Regions from separate parts of the Homo sapiens genome. Here all the other regions are linked to region 3. A link is a loop called in an ENCODE intact Hi-C map of the cell type or tissue named here. Cell type or tissue: endothelial cell of umbilical vein. All regions are shown on one strand.

Region 1 (5,000 bases), 500 kb before region 3:
GGCTGTGAGCCAAAGATGAAACTGGCAATGGAGGTTTGAGCATCAGGTTCCGGAGGGCCTTCGTCATTGTGGTTAGTGACCCACCTGGATGCTCAGGCTGCCACAGCAGTCCCTGGCCTGGTGATCAGTGTGGCAAGAAGGTTCATGCCGGTTGTGGTGGCTTGTGCCTCTAATCCCAGTCCTTTGGGAGGCCGAGGCAGGAGGATCACTTGAGCCCAGGAGTTTGAGATCAGCCTGGGCAACACAGTGAGACCCTGTCTCTACAAAAAATAAATTACTTGGATGTGGTGGCATGTGCCTGTAGTCCTCCTAATCAGGCAGGTGAGGTGGGAGGATCACTTGAGCCCAGGAGTTTGAGGCTGCGGTGAGCTATGATTGCACCACTGCACTCCAGCCTGAGTGACAGAGTGAGACCCTGTCTCTGAAGAAAATAGAAGAAAAAGTCTCAACTGTAACTCTGGTGCATTGACTAGACTAGAATCCCTGTGCCTATACCCCACCCAAGAGATTCTGACTGGCAAGAATACACTGCAGTAGGTCAGGAGCATGGGCTCTGGGGTCAGACTGCCTGCGTTTATACCTCTGCTGTACCTTCAGGAGGCTGGGTGACGTGGAGGTGGTGAGGGGTTGTCTTTAACATCGCCAGGCCTCAGTGTCCTCATTAAAAGGAATAATGGTAGACTTTCCTTCCAGACTTGCGTGAGGATTAGGTGAGACAAGGTACATAGGAACCCAGCATCTGCCACCCCAAGACTCAGAGCTTCACCATCCTTCTAGGCAGTTTGGGTTGGGGCCCAGACATACGTGTTTTGTTAAAGTTGTTTTTTAGGGTTTTTGTGTGTGTGTGAGACAGAGTCTTGCTCTATTACCCAGGCTGGAGTGCAGTGGCATGACTCGGCTCACTGCAACCTCTGCCTCCCGGGCTCAAGCAATCCATCTGTTTCAGCCTCCCAAGTAGCTGGGACCACAGGTGCGTACTACCACGCCTGGCTAATTTTTTGTAAAGACAGGGTTTCACCATGTTGCCCAGGCTGGTCTCAAACACCTGAGCTCAAGCGATTCTGGAGGTAATTTTTCTCCCCCTCAAAAAAAAAATTTTTTTACATATGTATATATTGGGTAGTTAACGTGTTCTTTTTTTCTTTTTTTTGAGACGGAATCTCGCTCTGTCGCGCAGGCTGGAGTGCAGTGGCACGATCTCTGCTCACTGCAACCTTTGCCTCCCGGGTTCAAGCAATTCTCCAGCCTCAGCCTCCCGAGTAGCTGAGACTACAGGCATGAGCCACCACACCGGCTATTTTTTGTATTTTTAGTAGAGACGGAGTTTCGCCATGTGGGCCAGGCTGGTCTCAAACTCCTGACCTCAGGTGATCCACCTACCTCGGCCTCCCAAAGTGCTGGGATTGCAGGCATGAGCCACCACGCCTGGCCAGAGTAGTTACCGTGTTCTCAGTGATGAGAGTACATCAGAGAACAAGGTAGACACACTCCTCCCAAGGAGCTCACAGTCTTTTGGGGATAGGCGGATATTGATCAGGTAGCCAAAATATGTAATTACGAACTGGGATGAGAGCAAGAAGGGGCAGTATTAGGGACCTGAGAGGGCATAGAACAGAGTCCTGCTCAGTCTGAGGGTCAGGGAATACTTTCTGGAAGGAATGATGCTTGAGCAGAGTCTGAAAGACAAGGAGGGCTTAAGAGCTTCTGGTCTGGGGGCCCCACCGGGACAGGTAGGGGAGGTCCCTGGATGCTGCTCCTCAACCCGGCCCCTCTTGCTCCAGACGGCAACTCTGTACCCTGGTGTGGTTTTTGGCATCTGCTTCGTATTGAATTGCTTCATTTGGGGAAAGCACTCATCAGGAGCGGTAAGTGCCTCCCCTACCCTTCCAGCCCCTCCCCAGCAAGCGAGGACCAGTTGCACTCAGCCCTACTCCCAAAAGCCACTTCCTGCCATTCCCTTCCCTTTTCTGAGTCCCCAGAGTTACGTTCCCAGCCATGAGGGCAGAGGGCCAGCTGGGGTTTCCCCAGCCCTGCCCTTGGTGTGTCATGCCCTGGCCCTGGCCTTCCTGTGAGATCTTTCAGTCAACTGACCCAAGCCCACTTCTCTAAAGGGAGGTTTCCACAGTCCAGCGGCCAACTGGGGAATTTCCCTTTGTCTTAACCAAGAGTGAGCTGCCCAGTGTGAGTTTATTAGGTCATTATCCCAAAGCAAGCCTGTCCTCCTCAGTGTCCCTGCCCCTCAGCACCAGCCCCTGCAGGTGGAGGAGAGAGGAAAGGAAGGATCAGGTTGTATTACCCTTAGAGCTGGGAATCCTGCCAGCCCCAGTCCAGTGTGTTACTAGCAGCTGTCCAAGACTCACTGAGGAGGATTTTGAACTCAGTTGTGGGGAGGGGGAGTGGGGTCTTGGTCAATTAGCAGGACTGCAGTTGAGATGTGGCAGGCATTTTGCTATCCTAGCCTTAGCACGTAGAGCCCTCTGCCCTCCACCTGGGGGTGGCGGTAAAGGTCCTTGCATGAGGCTTCACGTCCAGGCTTACAGAGGAGGGGTTTCTTTCCCAGCAACTTAGGAAGCCACCCTCAAGACACAGTCATGCCCTTCCTCTCACTTCACCTTTTTTATCCCTGTGTTCCTTCTCCCTTTGAGCATTTTCCTCCCAGTTACCAGCTGCTCATTATAAACATTCACTGTAGAAATTTTGGAAAGTGCAGAGAAGTTAAAGAAGAAATTTAAAATAACCCCAAATCTGCTCACCCAGAGATAAATACAATGTAGGTCTTTAATATATGTTGTCTTTTTTCCTTTTTATAGATATACTTACAAAAGAATTACATAATTTAAAATTTATAAAATAACAGCAAACATTTATATGATGCTTGCTTTGTAGTAATACTGTTCTAAACACTTTATATATATATTTCTTTTTATGTGATTCTTGTAAAAAGTAAGTGTAGAGAAGAGGATAAAGAAGAAAATGAAAAATCAGTTCTAATCCCCCATATCCCATCTAAGGAAGTATTGTTAGCTCTTTGGTATAGGCCTTTCCAGGCACAAATATAAATAGATACAGTTGTCCCTTGGTATTCATAGGGGATTGGTTCCAGGACCCCTGAAGATACCAAAATTCAAGGATGCTCGAGTCCCATATATAAAGTGGCATAGTGTTTACGTACACACATCCTGTATATTCTGACTCTTCTCTAGATTACTTAAAATACCTAATACAATGTAAATGCTATGTAAATAGTTGTTATACTATATTGTTTTTTAATTTGTATTGTTGTATTTTTTGTTTGTTTGTTTTGAGACAGGGTCTCACTCTGTTGCTCAGGCTGGAGTGCAGTGCTGTGGTCTCAGCTCACTGCAACCTCTGCCTCCCGGGCTCAAGTGGTCCTCCCACCTCAGCCCCACTGAGTAGCTGGGACTACAGGTGTCACCACCACACTCGGCAATTAAAAAAAAAAATTGTAGAGATACAGTCTCACTGTGTTGCCTAGGCTGGTCTCAAACTCCTGGGCTCAAGTGATCTGCCCACCTAGGCCTCCCAAAGTGCTGGGATTACAGGCGTGAGCCACTGTACCCAGCTTATTTTATTGTATTTTTTTTTTTCCTGGACATTTTCTTTTTTTTTTTTTTTGAGACGAAGTCTCACTCTCTCACTCTGTCACCCAGGCTGGAGTGGAGTGGCAAGGTCTCAGTTCACTGCAACCTCCACCTCCCAGGTTCAAATGATTCTCCTGCCTCAGCCTCCCAAGTAACTGGGATTACAGGTGCCCCCCACAGTGCCCGGCTAATTTTTTTTTTGTAATTTTAGTAGAGACTGGGTTTTACCATGTTGGCCAGGCTGATCTTGAACTCCTGACCTCAAGTGATCTGCCCACCTCAGCCTCCCAAACTGCTGGTATTACAGGCATGAGCCACTGCTCCCGGCCTTCCTGAACATTTTCTGTTTGCAGTTGATTAAATCCACAGATGCAGAACCCATGGATACAGAGGACCGACTATGTTGTGTTTTTATTAAAATGGAATCCTTCTATACACATAGTTTATAGCCTCCTTTTTACACTTAATAGTATATCATGTAGTTTTATTCTGACAAGATTGGGAGCACTTTGTACAGTGTTGTTTTTTCCCTTCTTTTCTTCACATAATGTGCCACATGTAATCTCTTCATTTTGACCTCTTCATCTCTTCACGTTCTCAGTCCACTCCTTCCTGTTCCTCCCCTACTTCCTCCCTGGATGGTGAGCTCCTCTGGGATGCTGAGGTGCCTTCTTCACTGGGAGTCCAGATCAGGGCTGGGGTCAGCCTCAAGAGATTCTGGCCAGGAGCCCTGTGGTGGGGGCAGGGAGTGTGCTTCTGCTGCACAAGTCGCCTCTCCTTCTGTGGAGCCCAGAAGGTCCCCTCCCCCTTGCGCAGCCCCCATCCCGGGCATCAGGGCCTCGTGGGGGCCTCATGGTGCCATGTCTACAGGTGCCCTTTCCCACCATGGTGGCTCTGCTGTGCATGTGGTTCGGGATCTCCCTGCCCCTCGTCTACTTGGGCTACTACTTCGGCTTCCGAAAGCAGCCATATGACAACCCTGTGCGCACCAACCAGATTCCCCGGCAGATCCCCGAGCAGCGGTGGTACATGAACCGATTTGTGGGGTGAGTCCTCCAGCAGAGGCAAGAGCAGGGGAACGTGGAAGAGGGTACGCCCCCCTCCGCCACCAGAAGGGTGCGGCAACCAGAGTTCCTGCCGCTTCAGCCGGCTCTAATAGAGTTTATGAAAGCTTAACTTCACTCCAAGATCAAGGTGACCAGGTTGTAGGCAGACTTGGTGTCATCCTAGGAACCAGGACAAGGAAGGGGAAGGATGGAAGGGTATAGTGAGACAGGTTAAGACCATCACTTGGACCTTGGGCAAGTCACCCCACCTCTCTGCACCCCAGTTGCCCATCTATAAAATGAGGAGAATAATGCCCACCCTGCCTACCTCTCAAGAGATTATAATAGTACA
Region 2 (5,000 bases), 190 kb before region 3:
CCCTCACAGTCGGGAGCAGCACTGTCCGACAGAAACAGAGTGGGAGCCGCATGAGGGATTTGAGTGCCCTAGTACCCACATTTTAAAAAGTAATAAAGAAACAGGTGAAATCAATTTTAATAATCTACTTTATTTAACCCAATATATCCAAAATAGTACCATTTCAACAAATAATTGATACCGTGTTATCAGAGCTGAGATATTTCACCTTCTTCTTTCCTACGGAGCCGCTGAGACGCAGCGTGTATTGCACACCTGTCTGCACTAGCCTTTTCCAAGGCTCAGTAGCCGTCCTTGGCTAATGAATTAGACGTCACACACCTAGATCTTCCCCTAAAACTGAAATCATTTCTCTCTGCAGAGACCCTGGGGTTCCTGGCCCGTAGAGAGGTGTCCAAGCTGCAGATGATGTTCAGGCCTTGGGACAGGTGGCTCAAGCGGTGGGGCCCTGGAGACAGACACCACCTTCAGTGGAGGGGGAGGTGGACACCAATTATGCGTCAGGTCCCGAGTGTCAGGCGGCGGGTAACTCATCATGCCTGATTTGCACAACCACCCTCTGCAGCAGACATCAGGGAGGAACCAGAGGCTCCAGGGGGAAGTCACCGACCCATCACCCGGGATGAGTGGAGGCGCCCAGACAGGCCCCAAAGCACCACCCAGGCCGCCCAGTGCTCTCAGACATTCTGGGAGCCTCCAAGGCCAGCCTTGATTTGCCCATCTGTACTGTGGGACAATTCCCTACCCCTGCTACCAGACTGCTCCACTTCCTAGAGCCCCTCCCCCAACACCTACTGGCCACTGATGCCCCGGGGAAGCGCTCCCAGGATGAACTGCCTGTGTGTGGGTGTTCTCCCTGGCCCCGTCCTCCAGGCCAAGCACAGGCGGTGAGAAATAAACACTAATTCAGTGTGCAAAGATCGAGCCGAGACACACAGCCTGCTCCCCGTGTTCTCAGAGCAAACAGAGCCACTCCAGGCCACCATGTGTGAATGATTCACGGGGCAGGGCCCTGGCCCCAAAGCCCCTGCAGGCCCTCCTCCAGCCCTCCCGGAAGCCAGTCTGGGTTCGGTGCATTGCAGTCCTTAGGTCGGAGTGATGACGCCAACGCGGCCTGGTCACTTCCTGGTTCCTGGGAAAGTCACCCTTGAACAGGCTCCCGGTGGAGGTGCCTCAGGAGGGCCTGTCCCTGACACAGGAGCCTGCAGGATGGAGCTCTGTATGTGTCCTGGGCTGAGGGGTGGTGGCGAAGGGCAAGGGCACTGATCCCCACGTGGCCCCACTGGGCCAGGCTCACCTTCACCTCCATTCTTTTTTTTTTTTTTTTTTTGAGATGGAGTCACTCTGTAGCCCAGTGGTGTGATCTTGGCTCACTGCAACCTCCACCTCCTGGGTTCAAGCGATTCTCCTGCCTTAGCTTCCTGAGTAGCTGGGATTACAGGTGCCCATCACCACGCCCAGCTAATTTTTGTATTTTTAGTAGAAGTGGGGTTTTGCCATGTTGGCCAGGCTGGTCTCAAACTCCTGACCTCAAGTGATCTGCCTGCCTTAGCCTCCCAAAGTGCTGGGATTATGGGCATGAGCCACCACGCCTGGTTCACCCACTTTCTCAGTAGGTGAACCTCTCGGCTCCTCAGGCCCCAGAGCTTGTCCTCCCCAGCATCCCAGACAAGGCCAGGGCTGTGTAGGCCCTGCCCACTCCTGGATAAAGGGATCTCTCGGTGCTGTCTCCCAGCGTCTCTCACCCCTTGGCGGGCCGGGGCCCAGCACAGCCCAGCATTGTCTGTGCCGCCTGCGGCCCAGCTGATGATGGACACTTTCCTGTGACCCGGGACTGCCAGTGTGGCCCACAGCCAATCCCTGGAAGGCTTGGGCCCCAGCTCTCTGCTCCTGGGGGAGGGGAGGCCAGGAGGCCGCCGCCTGCTCATCTGTTGTGGGTATTTGGAGCCTTGAGGAGGAACAAACAGCTCTTGCTCCTGGGGTGGGGGTGGGTGGGACCTGCACCCAGAGAATGGGGCCCAGCTCTGGTTTCTGGCCTCAGCTGTGAGAATTAGGGTCAGGGCAATGGACACAGCCATAATGAGCAGGTGTTGGGGAGAAGGCTTGGCTTAAAAGCCCACTGCAAGAGAAGCCTTTCACAGGCCAGCCCAGGGAGGCTGGTGCAGGGGCCACACCTCCTGCCATGCAATACTGACCAGAGCAGACGTCTGGCCATGAGTGTTGGGTCCACGGGGAGGCAGCAGCAGGCCGGAGTTCTGTGCCTCCTGGTGGGAGAGGGCTGCTGTGACCCAGGGATGGGCCCAGGGGAGGGTGGGCATCACCTGAGGAGGACACTAGAAAGAGCCGCGGCACAGGGGTAATGCGGGTAATGGTCTCTGAGCCCGGGTGGCCTGGTCGTTACTCCCACCAGCTCCTTCCCCATCAGCCTTATGGCTTCCTGCCTGATCCCTCACTTGAACGGCTTCACGCTGTGCTGGGGACACCCCATGGCACCCTGAGTACCAGAAGCCAGAAGCACACTTCTGCCTGGCACCTTCTCCTTGGATGGCAGCACTGACTCCTCGCTGCCTGCTTAGCTGCCCATCAGTGTGGGCACCTGGATGGGTCTGGCATTTGCCAGATTGAGAAGCAGGGTCTTGGGAACTTGGGGTCCCTGGACAGGGCCTGGCACATGTGGGTGGGGAGGGAGGGACAGGGACTCAGGACAAGCTGTGAGTGCCTGGGTCTGGTTGACACCAAGGACCCCCTAGCCCGGCTCCCTTTACGAAGAAGCACAACCCGGGCGGTGGTTGGGAGCTGAGAGCAGGGGTGGGGATGCCGCTGAGGGTGGCTGTGAGGTAAGCTGCAGTCAGGGTCCCACAGGCCTCCATGGCAGAGGGGACCAAGGGAGACCAGGCTGGCTGAGGAGGCAAGACTGGACCAACGGGGTGGTGCGCAGGGCTCAGAGAATCTGGGGGAGGTGAGGAAGACCGCCCACATCCAGTCCCAGCCTGGCCCCCAATGGGCCTGTGCTGTCCACATCTGGTCCTCAACCGCCTGGCAAGGTGGGCCAAGATGATCACCCCCAGCCCAGCAAGGGGTTGGCACCCGCCCAAGGCTGCCTGGCAAGGAGGGAACTGAGCAAGATCTGAGCTCTGTGTGCCCCCACACTTCCCTGCAGACCTCTTGGAGGCCAGGGAGGAGGCACACAGGGGAGGGGGCCGGGCCAAGGAGAAGAGGCCAACAGCACTGCTGCTGTAAATACCGAGCCCTGGGCACTCAGGAAACACACCTGCTCCCCAGAGACCCGCCCTGCTGCCCAGTTTGCATTTCTGGGTGGTGGAGGGCCCCACCCAAGGGCAGCAGGGGCCAGGAGGTAGGAAGCCTTGGTCTTCTCACTAAGAGCTCCTGGGGGCATGCCAGGATGAGGGGCCACAGCCCCCAGGCCATGTCACAGAGAGAAGCTGTGGCCCAGAGTTGGGGGATCGGCTAGCTCAAGACCATACTTCGGGGAAGGGCCGGCCAGATCCATGGCACAGCACCCAGGACCTGCCTACAGGATGCCACATATTGGGCCCGACCACTCCATCCTCCCAGAACCCTTCCATGCCAGACCCTCCCCAGATGGCCTGGCTGTGGCCTCTCTGCCCTTCTCTCCTGGTTGGAGCTTGGGGTCATAGGGAGCTTTTGGAAACAGGTGACCCAAGAAACCCTCAATCCTGGCATCGGGCACCTCCTCCCTTCCCAGCCCCCTGCTGCCACGCCTCTGCCCAGCTTCCCAGGCCACCTCCTCCCAGGCCCTTTCTCTGATTCCCCATCTCTGCCAAGAGTGACTCAGTGGCCGTTGGTTGAGCACCTATTCAGTGCTAGGGCCTGGGGATAAAGCCCAGGACAGGAGACTCAGGCCACATGGGGCCAGCCCTGAGGGGCACCCTGCAGCGCCACTTCCAGCAATGAAAAACAGGGACTTGGCCAAGCACGGTGGCTCACGCCTGTAATCCCTGCATTTTGGGAGGCCGAGGCGGGCAGATCATGAGGTCAGGAGTTTCAGACCAGCCTGACCAACATGGTGAAACACTGTCTCTACTAAAAATACAAAAATTAGCCAGGCGTGGTGGTGCACGCCTGTAATCCCAGCTACTCGGGAGGCTGAGGCAGGACAATTGCTTGAACCTGGAAGGCGGAGGTTGCAGTGAGCCGAGATTACACCATTTTGCACTCCAGCCTGGGCAACAGAGCGGGACTCCATCTCAAAAAAAAAAAAAAAAAAAAGAAAGAAAGAAAGAAAGAAAAACAGGGACTTGAGTGTCCTTCCACAGGAGTGGCCAAAACGCTGGCTCTGGAGAGACCCAGTCCCTGTGGTCTGGGCAAGTTACTTCCCCTCGGAGACGATGTTTCCTGCCCTGTGGAACAGCGACATGTATAGCTCTGGGCTCACAGGGTCAGGCTGGGCACACAGCAGGGTCAGGCTGGGCACACAGCGGGCTCAGGAATGGGACCCCAGTCACTGGACTGACTAGACAAGCTTTGAACTGTGGCTGGCCCACATCAGTGTCAGGGAGGCCAATGACTATGTGAGAAAAAAGGCGCCAATACTGCCTCATTGAAAAGAAAATGAGGCTCTGGTTACTTAGATACATAGAAAAGTCTGAGAAAAATAGGGCCCCAGACATCATTATTTTTCATTTTCTTTTTTCCTCCTTTATTTTTCTATTTTTTTTTCTTTTTTTTCTTTTTTTTAGATGGAGTTTTGCTCTTGTTACTCAGGCTGGAGTGCAAATGGTGTGGTCTCGGCTTACTGTAACCTCCGCCTCCCGGGTTCAAGCAATTCTCCTGCCTCAGCCTCCGGAGTAGCTGGGATTACAGGCATGTGCCACCACACCCAGCTAATTTTGTATTTTTAGTAGAGACAGGGTTTTTCTATGTTGGTCAGGCTGGTCTCAAACTCCTGACCTCAGGTGATCCACCCGCCTCAGCCTCCCAAAATGCTGGGCTTACAGGCGTGAGCCACCGCACCTGGC
Region 3 (5,000 bases):
CTACCCAGAGCCAGCCTGGCACAGCCTCGGTCCCTAATCATGTTTGCTGAATGCCTTGAATACAAGCGCCGGTGCCCAGAATCTCCTTGAGGTTTCAGCTGGGCGTGCCGGGCCCATCCCCCACTCTGGGGAGCAGAATGATTGTGGGGGGTGGTAACAGGGGACACCCTGAGGTGGTGGTGGCCTTGGTAGGACAGGCAGGCAGAGCTGGGGGTGGGGGCGCCCTGGGCTCGGCTAATTAAACAGCGACCGTGATGAATTGGAGAGAAACTGCTGCTTGCTAATTAAAGGTGCAGGCAACTTGCCTGGCAAGGATGGGAGGCAGAAGTCCTGGAAACATGTTGAGGTCCAGGCCAGCGAGGACAGAGCTTGGCCAAAGTCCCCCACCGTGCCCATTCTGGGCATCCCTCCCATTGCCCTCCCCCGCCCAGCAGGGGCCCGCAGCCCCCTCCCCACTTCCCTATCTCTCCGACCCACCTTGCTGAGCCTGAGGCCTCCAACTTCCCCCCACCCCTCCCCACCAACCCAAATCCTTTCCTGATAAGGGCCTGGGTGTTGCGGAGGAGGAGGCTGGCGCTGGTGGCTGGGCTGGGGGTGGACTCGCTGAGCCTTTGAGGTCCTCCTTCCCGCCCCACCGCCAAGGTCCCAGAGGTGGGCAGTGAGTCCAGCCAAGACTGATGTGGCCTGTTGGGAACAAGGCCCCCAAGAAGATCATAGAATCTTAGTACCTGAGACTCGCAAGGGGCTTTAGGTCTTCCCTAATTTCCCAACAGTCCCCAGTGTCAGCCCAGGTGTGGGAGACAGGGACAGCACTTCTTACCCGGCTCAGCATTCCAGTTTTTGTAAAGGGAAAACTGGCCAGGCGAGGTGGCCACTGCCTGTGATCCAGCATGTTGGGAGGCTGAGGCAGGAGAATCGCTTGAGCCCGGGAGTTCAAGACAGGCCTAGGAAACATAGGAGACCCTCTCTCTAAAAAAAAAAAAAAAAAAAAAAAAATTAGCTGGGTGTGTTGGCTTGCGCCTGAGGGTTCAGCTACTCATGGGGTAGCTACTCAAGTGGGAGGATCACTTCAGCCCAGAAGGTTGAGGCCGTAGTGAGCCATGATCGCCCCACTACACTCCAAAGTGGGCAACAGAGCGAAACCCTATTCAAAAAAAAAAAGGAAAAGAAACGAGAAAATTGGAGCAAATGATCTCTGAGCCTTGAAGATTCTTACAGGGTGGACAAGAAAACCCCCTGAAGCTGCTCATCCCTGCCCCAAGTCACTTCAAAGCAGGGCTGTAGGCTCAGACACCTTTACCAACCAACGTGACCTCAGGCAAGGGAGCTCATTGTCACATGCCTGGGTTTCCCCATTTGCAAGGCTGGGGATGGCAACAGAGCCCACCTCAAAGGGTCTCTGAGAAGACTGGAGGAGATAACAAAGGTGAAGTGTCCAGCACAGCAACTGGTCTGACCTGAATAGCCAGCCACTGCCATCTGAAAGGTCTGGGGAACTGGGGGGTGACCTGGCACCTAGCCTGTCCGAGTCTTACCTCTTCATGTGGCAGCTGCAGTCTGGCACTCTGAGGAGGAGGATTAGAGAGCTTAAGTGACTTCTGCAAAGCCACACCACTACGGAAGAGGAAGAGGCAGCCTTGGATCCCTTGAGTGAGGAGAGGATGGGACCTGGATTCCTATGTTGACATTTGTTGAGCATCTACTGGATGCAGGGTCCTGAACAAGACCCCAGGAAGGGACTAAGATGAATCTGAGATTCACTCTGCCTTTAAGGGGACCCCAGTCTGGAAGGAGAGAGAAAACACACATACAAATAACTAGAATGCAAAGCAAATGTGGCTGGATGCAGTGGCTCACACCTGTCACTTTGGGAGGCTTAGGCAGGAGGATCACTTGAGATCAGGAGTTCGAGACCAGCCTGGCCAACACAACAAAACCTCGTCTCTACTAAAAATACAAAAATTAGCTGGGTGTGGTGGTGCACGCCTGTAGTACCAACTACTTGGGAGACTGAGGCACGAGAATCACTTGAACCTGGTGGGGCAGAGGTTACAGTGAACTGAGATCGTGCCAGTGAGCTGAGATCATGCACTTCAGCCTGGGCGACAGAGCAAGACTCCATCTCAAAAAAAAAAAAAAAAAAAAAAAAAAGCAAATACCCCTGGCATCAGAGGGGGCCCAGCAGCCCTCCATGCAAAGGGGCTGGGGTGAGACTCTTGGGATGGCGGGGAGATGCTGCTGTGTCTTGGAGCTCAATTTGCAAGGCAAAGGTTTTGATTTTATTTGAACGATAAAATCAGCCCTGGGGGTCATGGGGGTGCTGATGGAGCCTCCTCTGGCTTTTTTGGGAAGTTCTGGGTGGTCCCTGACCTCTGTGATTCCTGCTTCGAAGGTTCTGGGATCTATCCTGGAGGTATCTAGGAGTCCCGGATGCTGTGGTTTTTGGAGACTACACTGTCCAGACCCCCAGCATGAATACATTCACGTCCACAAAAAACAGTGAGGGCCCCCTTCCAGGTAGCCAGACACGCACCAGTTTGGGGGGCTTCCTGCTGCTGGGCAATTTGGTGGGGAGAGGATGCAGCACCAGTGAGAGGCCCTCTCAGAGATGGTGGAAGCCTCTCAAGGCTGAGAGATGCAAGGCTGCTGGCCCCGATGTTGCAAAGCCTGAGCCTCAGGCGGCAACCCAAAGCGGGCAGGGTGAGTGCTAGGTCACTGGCCTTGGGGATGGTGCCTCCGTCACTCCCTTCCTGGAGATCAGAGCTCAGCCAGAGGAGCGGGCTGGTCTAGCCACAGGAAGTCTGTGCAAGCACAGCCAGCAGCTCCTGGAAAATAGGCGCTGCTCTCAGCCTCCCCAGGGCACCCTGCACCCAAGCTGGGCCAAATGATGGTCTGGGGCGCCCTCTGGTGGCTCCTCTGGGCAGTGGTGGATGCTGAAGCCACTGTGAATTTAAGGGTGGGTGGGGCAGAGATGGTCAGAGTTGGAAGATTTCAAGGTGGACCACTCTTTCCACTACACAGATGGGAAAACCAAGGCCCAGAGGGAAGTGACCTGCCTACAGTTGCACAGCCAGTGACTAATACAAGAACAGAACCCAGAAGTTCCTCTGTACCAATGCTTTTTTTTAGGGGGTCTCAAGACATCCCACCCTAGGGGAGGGAAGGCTGAGTGTCCAGGGCTCACTCCCAGTGCATATGGACAGCTGAACTGTAGGTCGCTGAGTATCTGTGTGACATAGCATGCAGCACTTCCCTCCCAGGCTTGGTTCTTTGCCTCTAAAGCCTGGGGTTACTGTGTTGGCAAGGGATGGGGGACTAGGCCTCCTGCTTGCACACTGCTAGAACTGAGGGTGTAAACCAGCCAATCTTTCGGGGAGTTCTAAGAAGAGTGTTCCTACAGCTGGTATCATACTTCATGGTGAGAGATTGGGTGCTTTCCCCAAGACCAGGAACAAGACAAGGATGTCCACTCTTACGGCAAAGTTGAATTCACGACTTGTATTCAACACTGTACTGGGTACAATGGCAAGAAAATAAAGTCATCCAGATTGCAAAAGAAGAAGTAAAACTATCCCTACTTGCAGATGACATGATCTTATATATAGAAAATCTTGGTTGGGAGCAGTGGCTCATGCCTGTAATCTCAGCACTTTGGGAGGCCAAGGCAGGTGGATCACCTAAGGTCAGGAGTTTAAGACCAGCCTGGCCAGCAAGGCAAAACCATGTCTCCACTAAAAATACAAAAATTAGCCAGGCGTGGTGGTGTGTGCCTGTAACCCCAGCTACTCAGGAGGCTGAAGCACAAGAATTGCTTGAACTTGGGGTGCAGAGTTTGCAGTGAGCCAAGATCACGCCACTGCACTCCAGCCTGGGTGATGGAGCGAAAAAAAAAAAAAGAGAAAATCCTAAAGAATCCACTAAAAAAAAGTTATAACTAATAATTGGGTTTGGCAAAGTTGCAGGATACAAGATCAATATACAAAAATCAATTGAGCTTCTACACATTTGCAATGAACACTTCAAAAATGTAATTATGAAAATAATTCAATTTATACTAGCATCAAAGAGAATAAAATGCTTAGGAATAAAAGAAGTACAAAACTTATAATCTGAAAACTACAAAACATTGTTTAAAGAAATTAAAGATGCCATAAATAAATGGAAAAATACCAATGTTCATAGATCTAAAGACCCAATACCATTAAGATGGCAAGACTCCCCAAATTGATCTTCAGATTCAACACAATCTCCATCAAAATTCCAACTTGGTTCTTTACAGAAATTGACAAGCTGATCCTAAAATTCATATGGAAATTTAAGGGACTCAGAAAAGCTAAAACAGTCCTGAAAAAGAATAATGGTGGGCCAGGCGTGGTAGCTTATGTCCGTAATCCCAGCACTTTGGGAGGCCGAGGTGGGCAGATCACTTGAGTCCAGGAGTTTGAGACCAGCCTGGGTGATATGGTGAAACCTCATCTCTACAAAAAATACAAAAATTTAGCTGGGTGTGGTGGCATGTGCCTGTAGTCCCAGCTACTCAGGAGGCTGAGGTGGGAGGATCACTTGAACCTGGGAGGTAGAGATTGCAGTGAACCAAGAATGTGCCACTGCATTCCAGCCCGTGTGACACAGCAAGATCCTTCCCCAAAAAAAGAAGAAGAAAAAATGAACAATGTTGGAGTGCACACACTTCCAATTTCAAAAATTACTATAATAAACTACAGTAATCAGGACAATGTGGTACTGGCATAAGGACAGACATAGAGATCAATGAAATATAAATAAGAGTCCTGAGAGTCCAGAAATAAACCCTCACATTTGGTTCAGCCGCAAGAGCCGAACATATTTAATGGTGGAGTTCAATGGGGAAAACAGAGTCTTGCAAAAGAAAGAGGTCAGACCCCTGCCTCACACCATACACAAAAATTAAAGTGGATGAAAACAAATGTAGGAGCTAAAACTATAAAACTCTGAGAACATAGACATAAATCTTCATGACC
Region 4 (5,000 bases), 180 kb before region 3:
GTGGCCCCAGCTGGGCTCTGCAGGCACCGCCCTCAGTGTTCCTTGGGCGTGGCCTCAATCGGCTCAGTTGAGGCGGGAGGTCAGCTGCTGCGCTTGTCCCAGCCCCAGAGCCCCCCAGAGCACGTGGCTGCCCCCGCCGGTCCCCACCCCCGTGGGAACGCTGGAAGGCGGCACTGGCCTGGGAGGCTGGCAGCACGAGGGGGTCGCACCGACCTCACGAGGCATCAAGCACAAAAGCCTTTTCTTTGCCGGCAGCCACGCACCCCACTCCTCCTGCAGCCACTCCCTGTGCTCCCCAGCCCCTGGCCCAGACACCTCCAGCTGCCTCCAGACTGGGTCTCCTCCCAAACAAAGCCGGATTCAGGCCTTCGGGAGGCAGGCGCGCAGGTTCTGCCATGGAGATGAACTTTGACCCAAACAGCAAGGCTCCTACCCCTTATTTACTCTTTAAGGCTGACCCGTTTCACAGAGTTCACATTACACCCCTTTTTAATCCGCACCTCCCTCCCACATTCCAGGCCTCGACCTTCAACCCCTCCTAATTGCTGGCTCCGGCTCCTACACCCCAGTTCTTGGGCCCAGCTCACTCATCCCTGCCCCCAACCATCTCCTCCACGGAAACAAAGGCGATGCTGGGGTGCTGTGCTCACAGGGCCACCTCACAACCCTGGCACACCAAGGTAGATGCCAGGGTCCCAGAGCCCAACCACTTGGGGGAGTCCACGTGGAGGCCGGGGTGGATCTTTGGGGTCTGATTCCTGACCCTAACTCTCCAACCCCTGAGAAGGAAGCCTCTATTCCAAGGGAGGCTGGAGTAGGCTGCCTGGCAGGCCCTGCGCGGAGGCGGTCAGGGCTAGGGAAGAATCCGGACAGCTCCCCAGCCAGCCGCATCGCATCCCAAGGGGCTAGGGTGAATGTGGGCAGCTGCACTGCCTGGTCACTCACCAGGTGACCTGGGCTATAGCCTCACATGTGGCTGCAGAAACACAGCTTGTTTCCCTTGCTGGGCAGCGGAACTGCTCTGGGTTAGGTACACTGTGAACCTTCCCAGGCCTGCCCCTGGTAACTCTGAAACCCACATTGCAGAAGCCCATGGCATCCCGGCAACCAGGCAGACCCCCCGCCCCGCAGGCTGCCAGTCCTATGGGCTCTCTCCCTCATCTTTGGGAGGAAGGAGCCAGGAGCTGGGGCACTGGGGCCCATGGAGATGCTGAGAACACTGGGGGCAGTGCAAGCTTGGGCCTGAGCCACCCAAAGGCCTTGGCCCAGATTCCGCCACCCTGGAGTGTGTCCACACCTCTCACCTGAGGACAACTGGGAGCAGGGGGCCGGGCACAGCCCCTCCTCAACTGCCACCAAGGGGCACTCACCGTCCTCTTGACTGTGGAGGTTCTGCGGGCTCCGCATCCTCTCGTCCTGGCTGGGGCTCAGGCTGGAGGCCAGGTGCGGGTCAGCTGACATCCATGTGGAGTCGCTCATATCAAAATCCTCGCTGCTCACAGAAGTCTCATCCTGAGCAGGGACAAAGAAGGTGGGCATTCAGCAGGGACGGGCTCTCATCAGCCTGAGGCAGCCTTGTGGGTGGACCCCAGGGCCAGTGGGCGTTTGGGAGTGCCCTGAAGGCGGCAGGAGCCCTCAAACCTTGAAGTGAGGGCTGGGTGGTGCTCCCCCTTGCCCGGTGGAAGTGGCCCCGGCTCTGGTTCCTGTCGGAAGCCAAGGCTAAGGGCCGGCACTGTCTGTAATTGAAGACAATTATGAGGTCTCGCATCCTGCAGGGGCGGATGGCAGGGCCTGGCTCTTACCCTTGTGAGCCAAGGTTGAAACAAGCGCTGTAAACAAGGGCTGCCGCTCCCTGCTCTCAGCCCAGGGACCGGGGCTCACTCTGCACAGGACCCGGCGGCAAGAAGCGGGCAGCAGCACATGCCCGCCACCAGGCACTGAGGCTGAGCTGAGTGCCCCCAGCAGGCCTGGCGCCCTGACTCCCATGAAGCATGCATGGAATTCCTTTCTCCCACTCCCCCAGCCCAGAGGACGTTTCTGTCTTCCTCCTTCCTAACCTTTGCTGTGCTTCAAAGATACGCTCTTGGGCAGCTTCCAGGGCTGAAAGGGCCAGCCCCAGAAGTGCAGAGAAGGAAGGGGGCGGGGCAGGCCAGGGTTCGGACCAGACCGCAAAGGGGGTTCAGCTCAAGGGCCTGGGGGGCCGCCAGGGCGTTCCAAACAGCCGGATGGCCTGCTAGAGAGGACCACGCCTGCCTCCTCTCTCCTCGCTGCCGGCTTCGGGCCGGCCCTTGGCCAGTCATCCGGGAACCCCCGGGGCGGGGCCCCTTCAACCCAGCCCTCCAGGGGGAAGGGCCCCCACCTCCTCCAGGCCCAGCCTTTCAGGAGCAGCAAGCAACTGTGCCTGGGAGCTGGCTGTAAAACCAAGAAAGATGACCCAGCAGCTCCCACACCCGGAGTTCTGGCCTCCCCCCAGCAAGACACAATGGCCTCTGTGGGCCCCCAGTGAGGACCTCTGACAGAGCACCCCCCAAGCCTCCCCTCCGGGGCCCCCCTCACAGACACCTCTTTTATAGTGAGCAAACACACTTTGGTTGGAACTTTCTTAGACTGCTGTCCCTGAGGCAGACACATCTGCTCCAAGTGCTAGGGAACCAGTGTGGATTCGCCTCCACTCCCTCCCCCACCGGCTGGGCTGGTAGGGAGTTTCCTGGAATTTATAGCTTCTGTGCAGTGTGGACCCTCTGCTGAATCCAGAGGACAGGAGCTGGGCTGTGACGCCTGTAGTCCCCACGCGGCACACCCAGGGCCTCGGGGGATGGACAGAGCCCACGTGTCCTCTAGTGTCCTCTCCCCACACACAGGCACACGCACTCACTCTGCCTCCCTCCCACAGGCTGCCTGCTCCATAAACACAAGCACCTCCACCCACAGCCCTCCTTCGTGAAAACTCGCTCACACACCCGGAGGGACACACACACACACACACACACACACACACACACACACGTTCAAAAGGCTCTGCACAAAGGGTACAAAGGGACAACAAAACTCTCCCCTGTGCTAACTGGATGGAGGGAGACGAAGGGGAGGGGGAAGAGAGGCTGGCAGGTGGGGGAAGGTTCCTTGGAGCCTTGAGCAAGGCTGCAAGGTGCAGCCGGCTCCCCATCTTCCCAGCTGGTCGTGCCATGCGGGCTCCGGGAACCAGGAACGGGGCATCTTGCATGGGCCCCTTGCTACTTCCTGGATGCCCAGGGGGTGCCATGCTCTGGGTTTGACCTGAAGTCACAGCTGAAGGAGGAAGACTCTTGGGTATTGTTCAAATGCTCACGACTTAAAAGACAGAGTATTCTAGTAACAGTTGAAAGTGCCACCTACTCCAAACTCCCCATCCATCCATTCGACAGGTATTTACTGAGCACCTGCTATGGGCCAAGCTCCGCTCTAGGTGCTGGGAAACTCAGCTGTGGACCAGACACACTCCTGGCCTGCCTGGCACCCCTCGATCCACGAGGGAGATGGACAATGAGCAGAAAAACATTGATGACGGCTGCAAAGCACATGGAAGCAGGGCAAGAGGGCAGAGGGACCTGTTTGCCAGGGCAGCCCAGAAAAACCCCACGGGTCAGAAATGCTGGAGCAGAGGCCTGCGAGAAGTGAGGAGGGGAGCCCATGAGGTCTGTGTGGCTCCACGCAAGTTTCAGGCACAGGCAGCAGCAAGTGGGGCACAAGCTGCTGGGTTTGAGGAGAGGCAAGGAGGCTGCTGTGGGCAGGCATGGGCGGGCACACGGGGACAGAGGAGCCACACGAAAAGTTCCCCTCCCACAGTGCACGTAACCCTGGCAGGGCCGTACCTGCCATCTCTAGGTTGGAGAAAGGCTCTTGAACTCCACTCAATACGCACACTCTGGCCTCTCTCAGCCAAGTTCAAACCATAACAACAGAAGGCAAAGCTTCTCAGGGGCCCAGCGCTCCCCTGGACTTGTGGTATTTCACCCTCACTACAGGTCCACCAGGTAGGTACAGTTGACAGCCCCGCTCCACAGATGAGGAAACTGAGGCTCCAGGAGGTTAAGGTGCTCGCCCAAGGTCACGAGCTAACACGAGGCAGAGCCAGATCTGTGCAATCGCCAAGGACTGGACACGCCCTCCTAACTGAGTTGGCCCTCGCCTAGAACCCACACTGCTGCTGTGAACCACAATCCCAATTCCAAGCTGTATCCAGCTGTCACTGTCTTGTGGGTCTCTGCCCTGTCTTTCCCTGGAAAACCTTCGGTCCTTCCAACAGTGGGGACCAGACTGTATGTCCTCTGAATCCCGCACAAGGCAGTGAGACTTGTTGAATCAACTGAATTGCCTGGCATAGTGTTGGTGTTTAATGAGGACGCTCCATTAATTTGACAATTAAGGACTCTGGTCCCATTGCGCACAGTTCTTGAATGGAGGGCATATGAAGCCCAGGATGCAGGCTGGTGGGCTGGTGGCACCCTGGTGCCCTGCAATGCCTCCCTCCTGCCGCTGCCAGCCACCCCACACACAGCCAGGGTTTCTCTGGCTCACATCACTGAACTGTTCACCCAAATGCCCCCTCCAACCCTCACTCCCTTGATGGGTCCCACTGGGAAAAGGTGGGCTACACCTAACCTGGCATCAAAATCACCTGATTAGGAGGAGCACCCAGTGCCCACAGGCACGGGACTTCAGGCTAATGGTTTTATTAGATTTCCTCCCATGACCCCATAACACAGGCACCCACGTCAGGCCTAGCTCCAGCTCTGATAACTGCCCCTGCGAGGCCCGCCCCGCCTGCCCCAACTGCCCAGGGGCACGAAGCCAGCAGCACAGCTGGTGTGTAGACCCAGGCAGCCTGTGCCCAGAGCCTGCATCACACTGTCACCGCACCATGGGCCACCTCACCACATCTCCTCCCTTCAATGGGAGGAACCAGATTCCTTAACAACCAAGTGTCTCAAGATGAGGCCCAGAGGGAACTCATGGGTGAT

The links. Peaks named below come from ENCODE experiments on the same cell type or tissue, not always from the same donor. Only the 100,000 strongest peaks of a DNase experiment are listed, where the experiment ranks them.
Region 1: it touches region 3 in a loop (4-fold over the local background); 11 of 110 quality-filtered maps call a loop at or near these places.
Region 2: it touches region 3 in a loop (9-fold over the local background); 7 of 110 quality-filtered maps call a loop at or near these places.
Region 4: a loop joins it to region 3, with 6 times the contacts of the local background. A loop is called at or near these places in 7 of 110 quality-filtered maps.

What each region holds. Positions count from the first base shown.
Region 1 is chr20:32,153,322-32,158,321 of GRCh38, forward strand. It overlaps TM9SF4 (transmembrane 9 superfamily member 4), which reads left to right. Exons shown (of 18, transcript NM_014742.4): 13 at 1,782-1,865; 14 at 4,473-4,648. Among named protein-coding and RNA genes, the nearest start is that of TM9SF4, 46 kb to the left of the region's middle. In endothelial cell of umbilical vein, no CTCF peak of the experiment used is centred here; DNase peaks (open chromatin) are centred at 2,070 and 2,460; H3K27ac peaks cover 1,674 bases.
Region 2 is chr20:32,464,670-32,469,669 of GRCh38, forward strand. The region is part of intron 5 of NOL4L (nucleolar protein 4 like); the gene reads right to left. Among named protein-coding and RNA genes, the nearest start is that of NOL4L-AS1, 94 kb to the right of the region's middle. In endothelial cell of umbilical vein, a CTCF peak has its summit at 2,247 (motif pointing left); DNase peaks (open chromatin) are centred at 1,072 and 1,832; H3K27ac peaks cover 5,000 bases.
Region 3 is chr20:32,650,198-32,655,197 of GRCh38, forward strand. It overlaps C20orf203 (chromosome 20 open reading frame 203), which reads right to left. Exons shown (of 6, transcript NM_182584.4): 2 at 1,536-1,784; 3 at 821-969; 4 at 1-684. The coding sequence starts at 955. The coding sequence ends at 235. Among named protein-coding and RNA genes, the nearest start is that of C20orf203, 21 kb to the right of the region's middle. RefSeq lists an enhancer at 2,537-2,586 and a silencer at 2,877-2,976. In endothelial cell of umbilical vein, a CTCF peak has its summit at 2,903 (motif pointing left); a DNase peak (open chromatin) is centred at 2,874.
Region 4 is chr20:32,473,231-32,478,230 of GRCh38, forward strand. It overlaps NOL4L (nucleolar protein 4 like), which reads right to left. Exons shown (of 11, transcript NM_001256798.2): 5 at 1,371-1,512. Among named protein-coding and RNA genes, the nearest start is that of NOL4L-AS1, 85 kb to the right of the region's middle. RefSeq lists enhancers at 1,310-2,081, 3,626-4,397 and a silencer at 2,265-2,454. In endothelial cell of umbilical vein, no CTCF peak of the experiment used is centred here; DNase peaks (open chromatin) are centred at 921, 2,181 and 2,671; H3K4me3 peaks cover 2,015 bases; H3K27ac peaks cover 4,382 bases.